2 separate regions of the Mus musculus genome follow, and region 1 is linked to region 2. A link is a loop called in an ENCODE intact Hi-C map of the cell type or tissue named here. Cell type or tissue: left cerebral cortex. All regions are shown on one strand. Links, peaks and the distances in the headings refer to the core of each region. The heading gives the core; the rest is flanking DNA.

Region 1 (11,737 bases), core at 5,441-7,940, 500 kb after region 2:
TGTCCACCAATTCTTGCCTAAGGTGACCCGGAGGTGGTGCCGACTGGAAATGGCCTGTATTAGATTTCTATATTACCCCTGAAATTGTCCTTAATTTAATCTGTCTTTCAAAGTATTTTCTCCATTTTCTTTGTCTTTCTTTTTCCTCCCAACTTGATACTCCTTTGCAGTTCCCTCATTTATACATATCTATTTATTCTCTTTCTCTTTCCTATGGAGATCAATCTGTCTAGACCCCCACCTTCAGTTCCCAACTATTCCCTTACTCCCTATGTAATGTTTGTGGTTTATGAACTATACCATGATATCATTGACTTAAAATCCCGTATTCAAATATAAGTAAATATATACCTTATATGTATTCTTGGGTCTGGTTTCCTCACCCAGGATGATTTTTTCCTAGTTCTAGCCAATTAATTGCAAAATTTATTTTAATGGAATTACATAAAGTTCCTCTGTGTAATTCGTCACATTTTCTTCATCTATATATCTGATGAGGACCATCTAGGTTGTTTACATTTTCTGGGCATTGTGAACAGAGAGTAATGAACATGGTTGAAAAAGTGTCTCTTTGGATGAAGTGTCCCAGGACTGGTATAGTTGGATCTAGAGATAGATTGATTCCCATATTCCCGAGGAACCATCACACCCTTTTCCATAGTGGCTGCACACCCATCAGCAATGTATGAGTGTTCGCCTTACTTCACATCTTCACCAGCATGAGCTGCCATCTGTTTTATTGATCTTAGTAATTTTGACAGGCTTAAGATGAAACTGAGTGTAGTTTTTATTTGCACTTCCCTGATGACTAAATATGTAGGACAATTCTTTAAGTGTTTCTCATTTTCCTCTTTTGAATGTTGTCTGTTTACATATGTACTCTGTTTTTCATTGAGTTATTTATTTTCTTGATATGTAGTTTTGAGTTCTTTATATATTTTGGATATTAGTGCTCAATCATATGTGGAGTTGGTGAAATCTTTTCCATTCTGTAGGCTCCCACTTTGTCCAAATCATCATTTTTTCCACGTAGAAGTTACTCAGTTTCATGAGGCCTCACTTATTAATTGTTCATCATAGTACCTGTGCTAATAGTATCCTGTTCAGAAAGTTTTTTCCTATGCTGACACATTCAAGGTTGCTCCTCACTTTCACTTCTACCAGGTTCAGTATGTCTGCTTTTTTTCTTCTTTTAAAAACTTTACACTAATTCTTTGTGTTTCACGTCATGCACACCAGTCCAGCTGATCTACCTGTTGTCTCATACCTTCACTTTGCCCTTGCCAATTCATCCCAAATAAAAAAGTACACAAACAAAACAAACCATAGAAAAGCATCTCATTGTGGAAGCTGTACTGTGTCACAGTGTGTTCCACAGTGTATCCCTCTGTCCACACATCTTCACTTGCAAAAGTTCATTGCAATGAGTCATTGGTCTGGTTTGAGATCTTGCTTCTGTGACACCATCATTATTAGATCCTCATTGGGCCTCATCTTGATTGCTCTGTTTTTGCCCTGTGTCATAGAGATTTTGCAGCTTTGGATCAGCAGGACTGGCCCTTTCACACATCTCCACGGTTTGCAGATAATATAGATTTTGGGGTAGACCATCTCAGAGTCCTGGATCTGGGCCTGCTTGGTAGCTAAGCTGGTCATAGCATGGGCTCTCTCTTATCTGCACCACCAGGGTGGGTTCTCCAGGACTACTCAGTGCCAACATAGGCAGGACACAGGGTTTCCTCTCCTTTTCTCATGTCTGTAAGGTCAAACCCATGCCTCCAGAGGCAGCTCCACTGTGCTGCCCAGTCAAGGCAGGGTGCCTACTCTCCCAAGTGCTGCAGCCTGAGAGGGGCTGGCCCAGCTCTCACATTCTCACATCCTCGGGACTGGCTCACTCTTGCCTTTGTCATCAGGGCCAGCTTCACTGTGTTACCCAGGTGAGGAGCAGGGTTCACTCCTATAGCCAGTGAAGGGTAGGCTAGCTCTTGTGCACTCATGCTCCAGGTCTCCTGACTACCACCGGTGATGAGGGACAAGTGGGGAGGGCATCATTCCTTTATTCATGCCACCTCATGGCAGACTAGTGCTGGTGATCCATTGGAGTCAAGTTTTGTGCAGGGTGATAAGTATTAAACTCTTTGAATTCTTCTGCATGTAGATATCCAGTTTAATCAGCACCAGTTGTTGAAGATTCCCCCTCCCCAGGTGAATATTGTTTCTTTATAAAAAAAATCAGGTGTTAATAGACTTATGGATATATATCTGGGTCTTCAGTTGATTCAACATATGTGTTTTTGTTCCAACATAAAATTGTTTTTATTATAGCTCTGTAGTACAATATGGGGTCAGAGATGATGATACTTTCAGTTTTTTTTTTTTATTATTCAGGATTGTTTTAATTATCCTGGATGGATCTGTAAAGAATTGTATTGGAGTTTTGATGTGCACTGCTTTGAATTTGTAGACTGCTTTTGGTAGGATAGCCATTTTTACTATATTAATCCCACCAATCCATGATTATAGGAAACCTTTTCATGTTCTGATACCTTCTTCAATTTCTTTCTTAAATTACTTGGAATTTTTAAAAAAGTCATGTATGATTAAACTTTTAAATTTTTCATATGCTTGATTAGAGTTATATCCAGATATTTTATATCATTTGAGTCAATTTTGAAAAGAGCCCCACCCATCACCATGAAACCCAGCATAGGAAGAGGAAGATGACAGGCAGAACTGCGGATTGCTATGCAATCCACAGACCTGCCCTCTGGTACACAGTATAGGCAGGCAATAGACACTTGCTTGCCTTCATGTCAAATGGTATGGCTAGAAGATGTCACCCAGGTCCCTCCAGACAAGTGCCCAGCCTGTAACAGGAACCATCACAATATGTGAGAGTTTGTGGATAGATGGGACAGAAAGAGGGATAGAACAGCTTAAACATTATGAAGAGAGATGGAACAGGAGACTTGAGGGAAGAGAAAAGTAGCCTGCTGTGAGTGGCCAGCTCTATTCCTTGAAGCCTTGGTGTGGTCCCAACCTGAGCTGCAACCTGAGCCATGTCTGTGTTTTAAATAGGTAGTGGTAACGGTTAGTGTCAGAGTTTGTGACTCATATTACCACTAGCAAACATGGGGATATCCCTGGTCCTATGGATGTTCAGGGTCTGTGTAGAACTGGCCCTGCCCCTCATTGGCTGTGACTCACAGGCACCAGTACTAGGGAATGCCGACCTGTACCTCCCTCAGCAGCATATTGGAACTGGCCCTACTAGTAGGGAGTGGAGTAAGCCAGCCCTGATGGTGTGAATGAGGGAGAGCTGTCCCTAACACTCCTCTGCCCTGAGGTGGAGGGGGGATTGGCCCCTCCTCTCTCACCTCTTGCCTTCTGCAGCAGTCAGAAGAACTTGTCCCAGGGTCATCATAAGAGCAGGTGAACTGTCCCTGTCTTTCATAGCTGCAGCATTCTTGAGAGCAGGCCCTGCATCTTGCCTAAGCAACAGTGGAGCTGACCCTGAAGGCTAAGTCAAAATGAGCCAACCTTGAGGGTGCGTGAGAGAAAGCGAGCTGTACCAGCCCCTCTCAGGCTGCAGCACTTGGGAGAATGGGCATCATGCCTTGATTGGACAACACAATGGAGCTGGCTCTGGAGGTATGGGTGAAGGTGAGCTGGCCCCAAGTGCATGAGAACAAGAGAGCTGACATTGCCTTCTGATAATGGCTGTATTGAGTAGTCTAGGTGGAGCAGTCAGTCCTGGAGAACTTGACCTGGTGGTGCAAATAAGGGAGAGCCCATGCCATGACCAACCCAGTTACCAGTTAGGCCCACGCAAAAAATCTATGTTATCTGCAAACAGTGGAGATATGCTGATCCAAAGCTGCAAAATCTCCATGACACAGAGCAAAAATAGGACAATCAAGATGAGGTCCAATGAGGATCACAGAAGCCAGAGATCTCAAACCAGACCAATGACCCATTGCAATGAATGTTTGCAAGTGAAGATGTGTGGACAGAGGGGTAGGGTAGACTGCAGGACACACTGTGACACACTACAGCTTCCAGGTTGAGATTTTCTTCTATGGTTGTTTGTTTGTTTTGCTTGTTTATTTTGGGGGGAATATGAAGGGAGGATACGAGGGGACAGAGAAATTAATGGGACTGAGGTGCATGATGTGAAATTCACAAAGAATCAATAAAAGTTTTAAAAAATTGCATATATATTCATAATTGGTCTGTGATTTTCTTCTTTGTCTCATTTTTATGTGTTTTGGGTATCAGGGTAACTGTAGTCTCAAAAACAAATTTTGGAATGTTCCTTCTGTTTCTATTTTGTGGAATAATTTGAGGAGTATTGGCATTAACTTTTTGAATGAATTGCTTGATGTTTGCTGAACTGCTGTGCTAAAGCCATCTGGCCCATTTCAACCCCAAGTCTGATTCTTACCTATAGTCTACTCCTTTTGGGTATTTGATTTCTTCTTTTTGTTCTAAAACTTTCAGGTATGCTTTTAAGTTACTAGCATGAAATCTGTCAATTTTAAAAAAGTAGGCACTTAGTGTTGTGAATTTGCTTCTTAGAAGCACCTTTGTTGTATTCCATCAGTTTGGGTATGTTGTATATTTATTTTTATTCACTTCTAGAAAGTTTTTAGTTTGTATCATGACCCATTTTTCATTTAGTAGAGAGTTGTTCCATTTCCATAGGTTTGTAAGCTTTTTGTTGGTTTTGTTGTTGATATTCAGTTTAAATTCATAGTAGTCAAATAGGACACAGGGTATTAAATCAATTTTCTTGTATTTCTTGAGACTTTCTTTGTATTTGAGTATGTGGTCAACTTTGGAGAAAGTTCCATGAAGTGCTGAGAAGAAGGTATATTCTTTTGTGTTTGGGTAAATGCCTGTTTATAATACCACTTATCTCCAGCATTTCTGTTTAGTTTTTGTCTGAATGCCCATCTATGGGTAAGAGTAGGATTTTGAAGTCTCCTACTATCAGTGTGTGAGGGTTAATATGTGATTTAAGCAGTAGTATTTTTTTTTTTTATGATATTGGGTATCTTTGTGTTTGAGGCATAGGTGTTAAGAATTGCAAGGTTCTCTTGGTAGATTTTCCTTTGATGTGTATGTAGTGCTTTATTAGTTTTGGTTTGAAGTATTATTTTGTCAGGTATTAAAATAGCTACACAGCTTGCTTCTTAAGTCCATTTGCTTGGGATATCTTCTTCCCTCATTTTATCCTGAAGTGATGTCTGTCCTTAATTTTAAGGTATATTTCTCAGATGCAGCAGAAGGATGGATCCTGTTTTTGCATCCATTTTGTTAGTCTGTGTCATTTAATTGGGAGAATTGAGACCACTGATATTGAGAGCACTGAGTAGTGTTTATTGATTCCTATTTTTTTTTTTTTTTTTTTGCTGCTACTGTTGTTACTATTGGTGTGTGTACGTGTGTACGTGTCTGTTTCCCTCTTTTGATTTGGTGGTCTGGGACTTTTTCCTCTCTTCCTCCTCTTTAGGTTTGAGTTTTCTTTAGTGCCTTCTAATGACTAGATTAGTAGATAGGTGTTGCTTAAATTTTGTTTTTATCATGGAATGTCCTATTTTCTCCATCAATTTTTATTGAAAGTTTTGCTAGGTATAGTAATCTGGGCTAGCATCTGTGGCCTTTTTGAGTCTGCAGCACATCTGTCGTGGCCCCTCTGACTAAAAGTCTCCACTGAGAAGGGTCTATTCTAATAGGCCTATCTTTATATATTACTTTGTCTTTCTCTTGCAGCTTTTAATATTCTTTGTTCTATAAATTTAGTGTTTTGATTATTATGTAGTGAAAGGACTTTTTTTGTTTTGGTCCAGTCTATTTGATGTTCTGTGTGGTTCTTGTACCTTGATAGGCATCTCCTTCTTTAGATTAGGGAGATTTTCTTTTCTTTTAAAAGATTTATTTATTTATTTAATGTATGTAAGTACACTATAGCTGTACAGATGGTTGTGAACTTTCATGTGGTTGTTGGGAATTGAATTTGTAGGACTTCTGCTCACTTTGGTCAACCCCTCTGCTCCAGTTGGCCCCACTGGCTCCAGCCCAAAGATTTATTATTATATATAAGTACACTGTAACTGTCTTCAGAGGCATCAGAAGAGGGTGTCAGATCTCATTACAATGGTTGTGAGCCACCATGTGGTTGCTGGGATTTGAACTCAGGACCTTTGGAAGAGCAGTCAGTGCTCTTACCCGCTGAGCCATCTCACCAGCCCCAGGAGACTTTCTTTTATGATTTTGTTAATAATACTTTCTGAGCCTTTGACCTGGGTTTCATCTACTTCCTTTATTTCTATTATTCTCAGATTTGGTCTTTTCAGTGTTCTAGATTCCTAGAACGTTTTGTATTGGGAGTGTTTTAGATTTAACATTTTCTTTGATGGAGGTATCTATTTCTTCTATCAGGTTTTTAGTGTCCAAGAGCTTTTTTCCACGTCTTGTATTCTGTTTGTGAGGCATGCCTCTGAGATTCTTGTTTCAATTCTTAAATTTTTAATTTTCAGATTTCCTTCAGATTGTGTTTTCTTTACTTTATTTCAAGTTTCAGGTCTTTTAACAGTTTTTATTCATTTTCTTCACCTGCTTGCTCCTGTTTTCATAGGTTTCTTTTCAGGAGTCATGCATATCTTTTAAAAGGATCCCTATCATTTCATGAAGGCTATTTAAAGTCTTTGTCATGTGCTTCATCTATGTTGTAATACTCAGGGCCTACTGTGGTGTGCTGCTGGCCTCTAGTGGAGACATATTGTCTTGGGTGTATTTTTACACCAGTGTCTAGATATCTGGGTTGGGAAGATCTTAATTCTAGGTGCTGATACTTGGTCTTATCTTTGCTGAGTGTTCTGTTACTTGGTTTCTGTTGCCCTCTCTGGTTGTTAGGAAAGCATGGTGGCTCTGTGTTTCCTGGTAGGGAATTCTGGGATATTACTGGGTGTGCTTGTTGAGAATTCTGGGTAAATTGTCCTTCTAGATATTAGGAGCTGACACTCAGGAATGGGTTTAGGCTAGGAGGGTTGAAGTCTGAGAGAGTGCTTTGTAGGTAGGAAACTAGGGTATTCCACCATGATATTCCTAGTCCTGTGTGGGGAATAGGTGCAAAAGTTTTCTGCTGCACAGTTGGGCATGATAATGGGAGAATGGATTCTGAGGGTTTGAAGATCTACAGTTAGCTTATCTGCTTCTTTGGCCAGGATTCTGGTACCTGTGTAATGCATGCTATGGTTGGGACTAGGATAAAGTGAGGAGAGCAGAGAAAAAAGGTTGGAGGAGAATATCTCTGTGGTCCACTGAAAATAGGGTAAGGATGAGGGGAGGCTGCAGATTGTGGTCTACTATAGAGCAGGAGAGTGGGGCAAAGCTTGGGGTTTGGATTTGTAAAAGAGGAGGGGGAGGTGAATGTTTACAGTTAGCCCACCTGCTTTCCTGGCTGGTGTTACAATTGATGTCTTTTACCTAGTAGAATGTTTTGAAAGGATGTTCATGTTCCAGTATAAAGTATCATCACCCCTTTAAAATGAGTTAAAACTAGCCTTACTGAGAAGTAAACCACTCACCATACAATGTGCTCATGGAGACATGACAAGCAATGGTTATTTAGTATAACCAGCATGATAAAACATCATTACAATTATTAAGACTTCCTTTTAGTATTCAAAAAAATTTATTTATGTATTTTTATCCCAAATGCTGGCCTCCTCTTGGTATCTCCTCACAGAGTTCCTCCCCCATTCCCCTTCCCCTTTGCCTCTGAGGGTACCTTCCCTAGGTCTTCCCCCCACCCCTTACTTTGTATCAAGTCTGCAGGATTAGGTGAATACTCTCCCACTGAGGCCAGACAAGACAGTCCTTTGCTGCATATATGCCATGGGGCCTCATACCAGCATGTGCATTCTCTTTGGATGGTAGTTCAGTCTCTGGGAGCTCTCAGGGATCCAGATTAGTTGACACTGTTGGTCTTCCTGTGGGGTTGCCATCACCTCAGGGCCCTCAATCTTTCCACTAACCCTTGTATAGAAATCCCAACCTCAGTCCAATAGTTGGCCAGAATATCTGCATCTATCTCAGTCAGCTTCTGGTAGAGCCTCTCAGAGGACAGCTATGCTAGGCTCCTGTCTGCAAGCACAACATGACATCAGTAATAGTATCAAGGATTGGTGTCTGCACATGGAATGGGTCTCAAGTTGGGCTGGTCTTTGGTTGTCCATTACTTCAATCTCAGCTTCATTATTGTCCTTGCATTTCTTTTAGACAGGACCAATTTTGGATTGAAAGTTTTGTAAGTGGGTTGGTGTCCCCATCCCTCCATTGGGGGTCCTGTCTGGTTACTGGAGGTGGTCTCCTCAGGTTCTATCTTTCCTCTGTTGGTCGTTTCAGTTAAGATTACCCTCACTGACTCCTGAGAGCCTCACCTATCCCAGGTCTCTGGGACTTCTTAGAGATTCTCCCCACACCCAAACCCTGGCACCTGTATATTTTCATTCATTCTCCTGGCCCACTGGCCCTCTCAACTGTCTCTCCCCATAATTGATCCTGCCTCCATGTTCCTCTCCTCCTTCCCTCTCCCACACAGGTTCCTTCTTCCCTCTGCCTCCCATGACTATTTTGTTCCCCCTTCCAAGTAGGATTTGAGTATCCTCACATTGGCCTTCCTTCTTTGTTACCTTTTTTGGGTCTGTTGGGTGTATCATGACTATTCTGTACTTTTTGGCTAATATCCATTTATCAGGGAGTACATACTATACATGTCCTTTTGGGTCTGGGTTATCTTACCCAGGAAGATATTTTATAATTTCATCTACTTGCCTGCAAAATTCATGGTGTCCTTATTTTTAATAACTGAATAATATTCCATTGTGTAAATGAACTGTATCTTCTGTATTCATTCTTTGACTGAGGGATGTCTGGGTTGCTTCCAGTTTCTGGCTATTACACATAAAGCTGCTATGAACACAGTAGAGCACATGTTCTTGTGGTATGGTGGAGAATCTTTTGAGTTTATGCTCAGGAGCAGTATAGCTGGGTCTTTAGGTAGACCTATTTCCAGTTTTGTGAGAAACTGCCAGATTGTTTTCTAGAGTGATTGTACAAGTTTGCAATCACAACAACAATGGAGGGGTGTTCCTTTTTCACTACATCCTTGCCTGCATGTGCTGTCATTGAGTTTATTTGTTTATGTATGTATGTATGTATGTATGTATGTATTTATTTATTTATATTAGGTATTTTCTTCATTTACACTTCCAGTGCTATCCCAAAAGCCCCCCATACCCCTGCCCCACTCTCCTACCCACCCACTCCCACTTCTTGGCCCTGGCATTCCCCTGTACTGAGGCATATAACGTTTGCAAGACCAATGGGCCTCTCTTTCCAATGATGGCCGACTTGGCCATCTTCTGATATATATGCAGCAGGAGACACGAGATCTGGGGAAGGGGGGGGTACTGGTTAGTTCATACTGTTGTTCCACCTATAGGGTTGCAGACCCCTTTAGCTCCTTGGGTACTTTATCTAGCTTTTCCATTGGGGGCTCTGTGATCCATCCAATAACTGACTGTGAGCATCCACTTCTGTGTTTGCTAGGCCCCAGCATAGCCTCACAAGAGACAGCTTTATCAGGGTCCTTTCAGCAAAATCTTGCTAGTGTATGCAATGGTGTCAGCTTTTGGAGGCTGATTATGGGATGGATCCCCAGGTATGGTAGTCTCTAGATGGTCCATCCTTTCGTCTCAGCTCCAAACTTTGTCTCTTTAACTCCTTCCATGGGTGTTTTGTTCCCAATTCTAAGAAGGGGCAAAGTGTCCATACTTTGTCTTCACTCTTCTTGAGTTTCATGTGTTTTGCAAATTGTATCTTGTATCTTGGGTATTCCAAGTTTCTGGACTAATAGCCACTTATCAGTGAGTACATATCATGTGAGTTCTTTTGTGATTGGGTTTCCTCACTCAGGATGATGCCCTCCAGGTCCATCCATTTGCCTAGGAATTTCATAAATTCATTCTTTTTAATAGCTGAGTAGTACTCCATTGTGTAAATGTACCACATTTTCTGTATCCATTCCTCTGTTGAGGGACATCTGGGTTCTTTCCAGCTTCTGGCTATTATAAATAAGGCTGCTATAAATATAGTGGAGCATGTGTCCTTATTACCAGTTGGAACATCTTCTGGATATATGCCCAGGAGAGGTATTGCGGGATCCTCCGGTAGTACTATGTCCAATTTTATGAGGAACCGCCAGACTGATTTCCAGAGTGGTTGTACCAGCTTGCAATCCCACCAACAATGGAAGAGTGTTCCTCTTTCACCACATCCTCACCAGCATCTGCTGTTACCTGAATTTTTGATCTTAGCCATTCTGACTGGTGTGAGGTAGAATCTCAGGGTTGCTTTGATTTGCATTTCCCTGATGATTAAGGGTGCTGAACATTTTTTCAGGTGCTTCTCAGCCATTCGGTATTCCTCAAATGAGAATTCACAATTCATCTGTAATACAGCTTTAGGTTGGGCATGGTGATTCCACCAGAGGTTCTTTTATCATTGAGAAGAGTTTTTGCTATTCTAGGTTTTTTGTTATTCCAGATGATTTTGTAGATTACCCTTTCTAATTCCTTGAAGAATTGAGTTGGAATTTTGATGGGAATTGCATTGAATCTGTAGATTGATTTTGGCAAAAAAGCCATTTTTACTATATTGATCCTGCCAATCCATGAGCATGGGAGAGCTTTCCATCTTCTGAGATCTTCTTTAATTTCTTTCTTCAGAGACTTGAAGTTCTTCTCATACAGATCTTTCACTTCCTTACTTAGAGTCACACCAATTTGTGACTATTGTGAAGGGTGTTATTTCCCTAATTTCTTTCTCAACCTGTTTATCCTTTGTGTAGAGAAAGGCCAATGACTTGTTTGAGTTAATTTTATATCCAACTACTTCACTGAAGCTGTTTACTAGGTTTAGGAGTTCTCTGGTGGAATTTTTAGGGTTACTTATATATACTATCATATCATCTGCAAAAAGTGATATTTTGACTTTTTCCTTTCCAATTTGTATCCCCTTGATCTCCTTTTGTTGTCGAATTGCTCTGGCTAGGACTTCAAATACTATGTTGAATAGGTATGGAGAAAGTGGGCAGCCTTGTCTAGTCCCTGATTTTAGTTGGATTGCTTCCAACTTCTCACCATTTACTTTGATGTTGGCTACTGGTTTGCTGTAGATTGCTTTTATTATGTTTAGGTATGGGCCTCGAATTCCTGATGTTTCCAAGATTTTTATCATGAATGGGTGTTGGATTTTGTCAAATGCTTTCTCAGCATCTAATGAGATGATTATGTGGTTTTTGTCTTTGAGTTTGTTTATGTAGTGGATTATGTTGATGGATTTCCATATATTAAACCTTCCCTGCATCCCTGGAATGAAACCTACTTGCTCAGGATGGACGATTGTTTTGATGTGTTCTTGGATTCGGTTAGTGAGAATTTTATTGAGTATTTTTGCATCGATATTCATAAGGGAAATTGGTCTGAAGTTATCTATCTTTTTTGGGTCTTTCTGTGGTTTAGGTAACAGAGTAATTGTGGCTTTATTGAATGAATTGGGTAGAGTACCTTCTGCTTCTATTTTGTGGAATAGTTTGTGCAGAACTGGGATTAGATCTACTTTGAAGGTCTGATAGAACTCTGCACTAAACCAATCTGGTCCTGGGCTT
Region 2 (11,737 bases), core at 3,919-6,418:
ACTGAACCCTCGTCTTCTGCGAGAGCCACCTTAACTCTGAGCCACCTCTCCAGCTCTGCTGTTGGCAGTTTTGACTATGTGTTGGGGTTTGTTTAGCAGTAACCTCTGACCTCTGGCTGATACATGTCGCTAGAACATCCTCAGTTATGGCAGTCAGAAATGCTCTGACACTGCCAAATGTTCCCTAAAGGGAGAAATAGCCTCCCGTGTAAGAACCACTGATTCTTAAATCACTAAAAGAAACCACTAAAAAACACTACAGAAAATCGATCCCTACTCTCCTGTATTTTGTGTCCCTGGCACTTTTCTTTTCATCCAGGATTATCTAGCTAGTTTTATGACAACTTGACATAGACTAGATTGTCTGGAAAAGGGGAACCTCAAATGAGAAAATGCCTCCATGAGATCAGGCTGCAGGAAAGCTTGTAGAGCATTTTGTGGATCAGTGGTTGATAGGGTGAGGGCCCAGCCCAATGAGGTGGTCCTGGGTTCTATAACCAAGCTGGCTGAAGAGCAACACAGTTAAGCAGAACCCTCCATGGCCTCGGCATCAGGTTCCTGTCCTGTTTGAGTTCCTGTACCCACTGCTTTCGATGATGAACTGTTGTATGGAATGGCAAGTTCTCCTCCAAAAGAGGCCAGCCAGAAAATTTGTCTTAAAAAATATATATATGTTTTAAATTTACAATATAAATATACCTAGTAGTATTCATCTGTACACTTAGAGTTAACATGGTAGCTGTCATGTGATCTGCTTCTCGGCACAATTAAAACAGAAGGCAGATCTTTATTTACTAAGGGATGTTCATGTATAAGTGACCGTTATGACATTTTTCCTGGAGTAAGCTTCTCTGTGCTCAGTCAGGGGATAACTTCCTGGTTAAGATTGAAATCAGGGACAAAACTCTCTACTTTTGGTCATGGTGTTTGAGTATAGCAATAGTAACCCTGAGACAGGGTCCCCTACCAGTCTCTAATACTATGACTTCTCAAGGGAAAGGAAAACCAATATAGAATTAATGTAACATTGGTCATTTTGAGAACTCAGTTGAGAAACATGTATTTTAGGGAATAAAGTAACCTGTATTCCAATGCTAAGATATTGTGTTTGTATTGTTTCATAAGACCTGTTTTTTTGTAATTGTGTGTGTATGTATATGTATGTATGTATGTATGTATATGTGTGTGGTGTATGTTTGTATATATGTATGTGTGTGGTAAACATGTGGTATATGTGTGTGTGGTTTGTGTATGTGTGTGTCTTAGTCAGGGTTTCTATTCCTGCACAAACATCATGACCAAGAAGCAAGTTGGGGAGGAAAGGGTTTATTCAGCTTACACTTCCACATTGCTGTTCATCACTAAAGTATGTCAGGACTAGAACTCAAGCAGGTCAGGAAGCAGGAGCTGATGCAGAGGCCATGGAGGGGTGTTCTTTACTGGCTTGCTTCCCCTGGCTTGCTCAGTCTGCTCTCTTATAGAACCAAGACTACCAGCCCAGAGATGACACCACCCACAAGGGGACCTCCCCCCTTGATCACTAATTGAGAAAATGCCTTACAGCTGGATCTTGTGGAGACATTTTCCCAACTGAAACTCCTTTCTCTGTGATAACTCCAGCTGTGTCAAGTTGACACAAAACTAGCCAGTACAATTGACCCCTTGTCAACTTGACACACAAACACATCACTAGTAAGCCTCAGCCCTTAGTTTCTTATTCATTCCCAAGATCTAAACAACTTTAAAAGTCCCACAGTCTTTACATATTAAAAGTTCAATCCTTTTAAAACATCCAATATCTTTTAAAATCCAAAGTCTTTTTACAATTAAGTCCCTTAATTGTGGGATCCAATAAAATATTTTCTTCCTTCAAGAGGGAAAAATATCAAGACACAGTCACAATCAAAAGCAAAAATTAAACTCCAACTGTCTAATGTCTGGGATCCAACTCACAATCTTCTGGGCTCCTCCAAGGGCTTGGGTCACTTCTCCAGCCCTGTCCTTTGTAGCACATAGCTTTTCCTCTAGGCTCCAGATGCCTGTACTCCACTGCTGCTGCCGTTCTTAGTGGTCATCTCATGGTACTGGCATCTCCAAAACACTGCATGACCCCTTCAGTCCCGGGTCATCAATTGCAACTGAGACTGCACCTTCACCAATGGCCTTCCATGGCCTCTCACAGTGCCGAGCCTCAGCTGCTCTGCATGACCCCTTCATAACTTCAAAACCAGTACCACCTGGGTGACTCTTACACATTACCAAGTCCTGCTGCTGCACAAGGTACAACTTTGGCTATGTCTGAAACATAGCCTCTTTGTACTCTCAGAAAACACTTCCCAGAAGATGTCACCTCAATGATCTTGGTCTCTTCTTAATCACCGCCAATTTCTTAGCTCCAGGTAACCAACATCAATAGTCCCAGTAATGCAAAGTTTTCGCTTTAGTAGTTCTGGTACCTTGTTAATCACAGCTGATTCTTCAGCACCAGCATCCACCTGCCTCTGCCTCCCAAGTGCTGGGATTAAAGGCGTGCACCACCACTGCCCTGCCCAGTGTGTGTGTCTTTCATTTGCAAATCTAGAGAGCTCTTGGATGGGTGCAGCGTGGGAGCAAAAGTGGTTTAACTGATTCACCGCTACACTTGACACAGTGAACTCCCATTGTCTTAAAAGTCAGTTCTCTAGAAGAGCCAATTGCCTATCAGCCTTTTATGGGCAAAGAGAAGTAACACACTTTTGTGTCACCAACACTTTCTTCTCAAGTCTGTTTTCTCTGAGAAGTACTCCTGACTTTTAGCTGACATTGGTGGCCAAGTGTGTCCTACCCTACTACCAACTATAGTCACTTGAAAAAAGAGCAGACGCCTGACCCAGGCATCACCAGCCTCATGTTCATCTGGAGAATATAAATTTTTGCTCATTTATTCAATAAGTATTATTTTACATGCTCCAGACACTGTTTAAGCCTTCAGAGTATGATTCCAAACAAAGAAATCTCAGAGCACATAAACCAGAAAAATGTACCACAGTGAAATGACATCCTTAGGGATTGGGAACTCTGCAGTGAGTTTTGTTGGTGGTGAACTTGTACTGGGACAGTCCATGAGGTTTGGCTGTCAGTGATTTTTGGACATCATAGAATATGTCAGTGTCTCTCCAATAAATTCCCTTTTGCCTATTCCAGAACTGAAAAACCATAATTTCTCCTGTAAAAGAAAAGTCCACATTGGGCAGGGTGCTCTGGAGCAACAAAACCAATAGGGGCGGGTATTTCCGCATACTTGGGAGCCTCTGATGCTCCCTGTCTCTGCTGTCCCTGTCCAATGCTGAAGGCTTAACAGATTCCTGGAGTCATTGCTGTGTAGTCTAAGTTGGAAGACCAAAGAAACTGGAGTCTCCTGTCAGGCAAGGATGGCAGGGGTGGACACACTCACTCAGGAAGTGGCGGAGAAGGTGGATCAGCACATAAGCTCTTTCCTTGGAACTCTTTGCATCTGAGCTACCCATTGGAAGATGCTGCCACTTTGAGGGTGGGTCTTCTCCACTTAGTTAAACTTCTCTAGAAATGGCTTCACAAATGTTTCCAGAGCAGTGTCTCCTAGGTGACCCGACATGGCCCCTTCAGGTTTGTCACTGCCATTTGTGCCTCCTCATTAGCTTCATGTACCACTATTGCCTTTCAGAAAAGTAGAGCCCACAGATATGTGACAAGGACCAGATCAAGTGACTGAGTGAGGCACAGAGAGTCCATTGCTCCTTCTGTGCCCAGCGTGACACTAAGCACAGCTGCCCTGCTGGTGCTGTTATTAATGCATAAGTAACATATATTAACAGAAAAAAAAACAATTATGCGGAAACTTCTGTTTAAATACTGCTCACATCCTACCGTCTAAGGAAACCCTAGAATTCCTCAATTTTTCCTTCAATTTGGGCCACCCCTTTTTTTGTTTTACTTTATTGTATTATGTTACTTTTTTAAAAGATTTGTTTATTTATATGAGTACACTGCAGCTGTCTTCAGGCACACACCAGAAGAGAGCATCAGATCCCATTACAGATGCTGTGAGCCACCGCGTGGTTGTGGGATTTGAACTCAGAACCTCTGGCAGAGCAGTCAGCGCTCCTAACTGCTGAGCCTTCTCACCACGCCTTATGTTACTTTTTGAGATAAGGTCTTACTATGTATTCTAGACTGATCTCAAATTCATTAGGTAATCCATGCTGGCCCAAAACTCATAATCTTCCTGCCTCCGTGCTAAAGTTTCAGATTTGCACACTCAAGCTTTGCTTACTCTTTTTCCCCCAGTGCCAGGTTGACCCAAGGACCCGAAGCATGCTAGGCAAGCACGTTACCACTGAGCTACATCGCCAGTGCCTATCCTTTGTGATAATTTCTTCATTTTATAAAGTAGAACAAGTGATCCTTCCCTTTTCAAAATTTGATGACCAATTAATCATAAAATGTGGTTGGTGGGTGTAAGAACGTGGCACCAAGACACACACACACAAATAAAAAGTAATGCAAATTTTGAAGAGATTTGGGGGAAAACACCTCTGAAGAGGGGGAAACAGTAAGTAGAGAGAATCCTGGGGAATCAAACTCAGGCCACCAGTCTTGGTGGCAAGCATCTTTATCCCTGTGCCATCCAGCTAGCCCTCCCCCAAGATCCATTGCATGTGTAATCCTATCTTGGTGTCCTCTTTAGAAGACCAGCTGACACCAGGATTGTCCAGTTTTCTATTCTTGTATGAAAATGACCCTCAAGCATGAGTCCCACCCAAGAACAACCATGTATTAGTTCCCAAGATTCTGAGACTTAGGGGCTCCTGTGTGACCCAGCTGTAGAGTGACGTAGATGGGTTTGGAAGATTTGCAAACCTCACTTATGTATCTGTTGTGCAAGAATTGAGACTACAAAGCTGGGTGCAGCTGGGACTATCAACCCAACCATAGTGTCTCTGGCATGCAGGCCTTTTGTTTTTCTTCTTAATATGTTTGAATGTTTTCCCTGAATGTACTTATATGCACTATGTGTGTATCTGGTATCCATGGAGATAGAGAGCATCAGATCACATGAAACTGAAGTTAGAGATGGTTATGAGCCAGCATGTAAGTGCTAGGAATTGAACAAAGGTGCTCTAACCCCTGGACCATCTCTCCCAGCATCCAGGACTTAATCTGAATATCTCTTCAGATGTGCCTTTGCCTTCATACAGCACCATTCCTGCCATACTCTGATGTAAAAGAAGCAAAAGACACATTCAGAATATAAATAAATACATACATACATACATACATACATACATGCATGCATGCATGCATACATACATGCATACATACATACATGCATACATACATACATACATACATAAAGGTGGTCAACCAATTAGTTTGAAGCCAGAAGAGCCAAAAAATTCAGAGTGATACTCTAAATAGCCACACGGGGTCACCCTTCCACTTATGAAAACACCTGCCATTTAAACCAATTCTAACCAAAAGCATACTAACTACAACAAACATGCCAGACAGACCCCACCTGGTGCCTCCTAGTTTCTACCCTCATTTGTCATAGTAGCCCAACTCTCAATGACCAAAAAGGACAGGGATTTGGTACTGATGAGACGTTCTAATGAGTCAGTCCCCAAACTACAGCCCTTGTGAAGGGAGGTAGAGCAATTTTGTTGTTGGCACATTTTTTTATTTTTCTACAAATGCAGAAGGTGTCATGAGAAGTGACCCCCGACCACATATTTGCTGATCATTTGAAGCCTGTGAAAGAGCAACTCTTCTATTTCCTAGTGAGCATAAGGACAAAGGAGACAGGCCCTCTGGCCCACTTCCTCCTAAGGGTCAGCTGTGGTCTGCTGCTGCCTTCTGAAGCTTTCATCGGTGAGGAAAAAACAAGGAATTATTGACTGCTGTTGTGTAGGACTATTCTCCCAGAGAAACTGCCAGTATCTTCAGGAGTCCAGGTGAGCCTCTTACAGGGCAACCATCACAGCTGTGCTGACTGCTGACAGTGCCCTTGTAGAAGGAGGAGATGGAAAGTGCCATGGGACCCTTACCTGTTCACCCCTCCCTACTAGTTGTGTGCACATGGCCCCAGTGTGGAGGAGGAATAGTATACAGGAAAGGAAGCTCTGGGTAGAGGACTCCCTCTGCCTCAACATGGGGTGTCATCCTCCATGCTGGAGAGAGACAGTCCACCAGAGCTGTGTAGGCCACCAGAGCTCCTACCTGCACCGCTCTCATGGGTCTGTAGGGTTCCCCAAATGAACTTTAGTGGACTCACACGCCAGCCTATTGGTCCTCAGGAAGGGGGGGGGGGGGGTGGGATATTGTTTACATCTCCCACAGGAAAAGAATTTTAGGAACAGCTGTGACTGTAACTTGATGGTAAAGTATTTGCCTATAATATGAGGTCATGGGTTTGATTCCCAGTATAAAAGGGAGTCGGTGGGGGGTAATAATAAAGGCCAGTGAGTTATGTGTTAAAGAAACAGTGCAGCTAGAAGTGCAAGTCCTAAGGTTGATTCTCCCACAGAGAATGCGAGTCTTGTTTGATTGTTTTTGTTTGTTCATAGAGGGTCTCACTGTATATCCTTGGCTGACCTGGAACTGACTCTGTAGGTCAAGTTAGCCTTAAACTCACAGAGATCTGCCTACCTCTGCCTGTTGGAATTAAAGATGTGAACCAGCACACCTGGTTTACAGTAGTCTTATAAATCTGGAGTGTCCTTTGCCAAGTCATCTGCACAAGAATTATTCAGTTTAGGCCTGGTGATGAAAAAAGACTCACCATCCCAGGCATTGATGGTGGCAAGAGACAAGTTTGGAGTGTGGAATGTCTGATGTGTATTGAAGCAGTGTCTTGTATAGCCCAGGCTGGCCTCAAACTCATTGTGAAACAAGGACCTTGAATCCCTCTTTCTCAACTTCCTGGGTTCTGTTATCACCATACATGGTTGACAAGGTACTGGAGATGCAACATGCTAGACAAAAATTTCACCAACATACCCAATTCTCTCAGTTCAAATTTCTTGATAGCAAAACACAGTAACATCTTTTAACCTAAGGAAGAAGTGAAATTTCTTAGAAAATATACCATTTCTTAGTAAATGTTCACAGAATCAGAGAGAAGGTCAGAAACGCAGGTTTAGAATATGAACTATTGTTGTGGGATTCTTGTGTGGGCAACACTGCCCAATAGGGAATCCCCATTTACAGCCTACTAGATCCAGAGTCCCAAAAAGAATTTTATGTCTGTGTTAAGATCACATATGAATGAGGAACATGTGTAAAAAGTGCGTGCCTGAGTGTCAGCCTGAGAATTCTCATGAGAAGCCTAATGTAGAGGAGCATGTCTGTAACCCAGCCCTTCCATGGCAAGACATGAAGGGTAGACAGGAGGAATGTTAGTCAAGTATGGAAAGGCATCCTCTGATTTCTGCATGCATGTCCACACTAACATATATACACACCGAATAAATCGTGTTTTAAAAGAGATCACATTTGTCTTCCCCCCTTACCCTTTGGGGACAGCTAAAGCTGCAGGTAACATTAAACCTTAATATAACCATGTTTTCACACACACACACACTCACACACACACTCTCTCACACACACACACACTCACACACACACACACACACACACACACTCTCACACACACACACACTCACACACACACACACTCTCTCACACACACACACTCACACACACACACTCACACACACACACACACTCTCACACACACACACACTCACAAACACTCACACACACTCACACACACACACTCACACACACACACACTCACTCACACACTCACACACACACACACACTCACACTCACACTCACACACAGCCACAGTACCATTAAGTCTGAAAGCTAGCCTCAGTAAGATAGTAACAGACTGAGGGTATGACTGCATAGACAAACTGGCTTCCAGAGTGTTTGAAGTCCTATATTTGATCCTCAGAACCATTTTTTAAAAATGAAGAAGTTAGGGTTAAAGAGATAGATAGCTTGACAGTTAAGAGCACATATAGCTTTTGCAAAGAGGCAAGTTGGATTCTGAACACCCACATCAGAGGCTTACAATTGCCTAAAACTCCACTCCAAGGAGATCTGACTCTTATGGAATCCACAGATTTACACACACACACACACACACACACACAGAGAGAGAGAGAGAGAGAGAGAGAGAGAGAGAGAGAGATGCATTATTAAAATTATTTTTTAAAGTGCAGTAATTCCTAAATTAGAAAGATTGTAACAAAATGTTGTAATAAGTCATTGAACTTAGACATTCTTTCTTTCCAGAATTTACCGTTGATATTTTTAGGACACATTTAGCTACAACAAAGTGAAAACTCAAAGAGCAGGTTTTATCCATTATCTTATCTTTCAGAGAATCGGGAGCATTCAGGCGCTCTCCCACATCGGCAGAGGGAGGCAAAGCACACTACCTTCTACCAAGACTTGCTGAATGTAAGATTTGTTCAGACCTTCCCCGTATTAAATTTGGAGGGAGGTCCAGAGAGATGGCTCAGCAAGTAAAGGTGCTTGTCACCAAGCCCAACAACCTGAGTCCCATTCCTGCAACTGAAGGAGAAAACCAACTCCCAAAAGTTCTTCTCTGACCTCTGTACATGTACCTGGTACAGGGCTAGAAGAGGACATAGTGAAATCTGGACTGGGTGGGATCATCAGTCAGCGCCCCCGCCCCTCCCCCAGCATCAGATACTGTTGCCCACCTGACAGGGATGGAAAACAGTGGAGTCCAGGACTGGCAGGATCCCAGCCAGTCCAGGTGGGAGCGAGTGCAGGGAGCTGGGAGGCCTTCTCAGACAATCTTAGAGTTCCAGCAAAGGCCTTCTCTTTAATGAAGCAGCTCCCTGAGACGATCTTAGCTTGTTCTGATTTCTTTATGCCAGGTGGGTTTGAACACTTATATTCTATTCAGGGTGAACCAAGCGTGATATAGCTTTGGGGGAGGGCATGAAAATATCTAGAGAGGAAAAAGGTCATTCATTGGCTCAAGGCTAAGGCTACTGAGATGCGTCATTTGCATGGGGAAGAATTCCAGGTGCTGTGCTATGTAACTGACTACTTGTGACCAATTGGTTGGGGGTCCCCAGGTTATGTGCTACAAGGTCGAAGCAGAATCAGAGAAGGACCTAGTTCTACTCCTGAGGTCAGGGTTTGAACTTGCTTTGCCTCTCCAGTTTCATGGCAGTTTCTCTTATAGCATGGTCCACGTGTTCCATATTGTATATGGTTCCAATGTGGCCAGTAGGACACAACTAGCTAGCACACTCCATTATATTCTAATTTTTCACTAACTTAAATGTGAAAAAATAAATAAACATAGCACTTTATATTTTTTTTCTTTCATTTCTTTAAACAACATTGGAAATTTTCTGAAGTAGAATTAGCCTCTGGAACTCTAAGGAATTAACTATGCTTGGTCATGATATATTACAATCTCTCTTTTTAAAAAAAATTTATTGGTTATTTTATTTATTTACATTTCAAATGTTATCCCCCTCCTGGTTCCCCTTCAAAAACCCCCTATCCCACCCCCACTGCTTCTATAAGGGTGCTCACCCACCCACCCATTCACTCCAGCCTCACCTCCCTAGTATACCCATACACTGGGGCATCAAGTCTTCACAGGACCAAGGGCGAACCCTCCCATTGAAGCCAAATAAGGCAATCCTCTGCTACATATCCAGCTGTAGCCATGGGTCCTTCCATGTGTACTCTTTGGTTGGTGGTTTAGTCCCTGAGAACTCTGGAGGTTCTGCTTGGTTGATATTGTCGTTCTTCCTATGGAGTTGCAAACCCTCAGCTCCTTCAGTCCTTTCTCGAACTCCTCCATTAGGGCCCCCATGCTCAGTCTGCATCCACATCTATATCAGTGAGGCTCTGGCAGAGCCTCTCAGGAGACGTCCATATCAGGCTCCTGTCAGCAAGCACTTCTTGACATCAGCAATAGTGTCTGGGTTTGGTGGCTGCATATGGGATGGATCCCCAGGTGGGTCAGTCTGCATGGCCGTTCCTTCAGTCTCTGCTCTACTCTTTGTCCCTGTGTTTCCTTTACACAAGAACAATTCTAGGTTAAAATTTTGAGAAAGGTGGGTGGCCCCACCCCTCAACCAAGGGTGTGTATAACCTCTGGATGAGGTCTCTCTCTCTGCAGGTTCTCTCTCCCTTTTGTTGGGCATTTCAGCTAATGTTATCTCCATTAGGTCCTGGGAGCCTCTTGCTTTCCTGGCATCTGGGACTTTTTGTTGGGGAACTAACTACACCCAGTTTCCCATCCCCCGTTGCTACACACCTCAGTTCAATTTTCATCTCCCCTGTCTCTTCCCACAACTGATCCTGCTCCCCCCCCCCCTCCGCTTTTCCCCTCCCCCTCCTTTCTACCTCCCAAGTCCCTCACACCCTCTACCTCCTGTGATTATTTTGGTCCTCATTCTAAGTAGGACTGAAGGATTCACACTTTGGTCTTCCTTCTTCTTGAGTTTCATATGATCTGTGAATTGTAAAACTCAGGTGACAGCAGATGCTGTCAAGGATGTGGAGAAAGAGAAACACTCCTCCACTGCTGGTGGGATTGCAAGCTGGTACAACCACTCTGGAAATCAGTCTGGTGGTTCCTCAGAAAACTGGACATAGTACTACCTGAGGACCCAGCTATACCACTCTTGGGCATATATCCAAAATATGCTCCAACATATAACAAGGACACATGATCCACAATGTTCATAGCAGCCTTATTTATAATAGCCAGAAGCTGGAAAGAACCCAGATGTCCTTCAACAGAGGAATGGATACAGAAAATGTGGTACATTTACACAATGGAGTACTACTCAGCTATTAAAAACAATGACTTCATGAAATTCTCAGGCAAATGGATGGAACTAGAAAATATTATCCTGAGTGTGATAACACAGTCACAAAAGAGTACACAGGGTATGTACTCATTGAGAAGTGGATATTAGGAAAAAAGCTCAGAATAATCATGTTATTGGAATCTCTTTTTTTTTTTTGATATTAGAATCTCTTAATCATTCTACATTCCATTCTTTGCTCTCTAAAGCTAATACACCGTAGGATTCTTGCATCTACTCTCACAGCTGAGACTAGTCTGTAATGGGCTTTTCTTGTACTTTCTCTTATTAAGGTGTGATGAGAATTATGTTGACACCATAAAAGAAAGAGGGCTGGCTCTCTAGCTAATCTTTCTTTAAGAAAGAAAATAATAAAACTGAGACCTTCAATCAAAACATAAGAAAACTTTTTAAATATAAACACTTATCAAAGTTAGAATTGCTCCTTTAAAAAGTTGTAAAGATAAGGCACTGGTGTGTTGTGGATAGTCCTGATGCTGTTTGTATTTTGATGTTAATTCAACTTCTCTCAGAGGGATTATCTGGGATGAGGAGTGAATCACATACTCAGGACTTCACGTGACCCTTCTAATGAATAAAGAACCCAATCATTGAGAGAGTAGGCAGGACTTCCCGGTGGAGGGAGGAAGAGAAGAGAAGAGAGATATGGGCTTTTATGTAGCTACTAGTGATCCTTGGGTTAGACTGCAAATTCTCCAGGAGGATTTAGATTTAATATGGCTTACAAAATTTAGGATTCTAGTTGTTGTGCCCAGCGATTGAGTTACCATTGATTCCGAACTAAGTGTGTGTGGTGTTTTCCTTCGTGCAGCGGTTC

Evidence for each region. Hi-C counts contacts between places; a loop is a spot of excess contacts. Peaks named below come from ENCODE experiments on the same cell type or tissue, not always from the same donor. Only the 100,000 strongest peaks of a DNase experiment are listed, where the experiment ranks them.
Region 1: a loop joins it to region 2, with 6 times the contacts of the local background. A loop is called at or near these places in 14 of 42 quality-filtered maps.

What each region holds. Positions count from the first base shown.
Region 1 is chr9:8,202,290-8,214,026 of GRCm38, forward strand. No RefSeq gene overlaps it. Among named protein-coding and RNA genes, the nearest start is that of Mir1899, 39 kb to the right of the region's middle. In left cerebral cortex, for the core only: a CTCF peak has its summit at 6,773 (motif pointing left); a DNase peak (open chromatin) is centred at 6,773.
Region 2 is chr9:7,708,797-7,720,533 of GRCm38, forward strand. No RefSeq gene overlaps it. Among named protein-coding and RNA genes, the nearest start is that of AV064505, 19 kb to the left of the region's middle. In left cerebral cortex, for the core only: a CTCF peak has its summit at 5,428 (motif pointing right); a DNase peak (open chromatin) is centred at 5,455.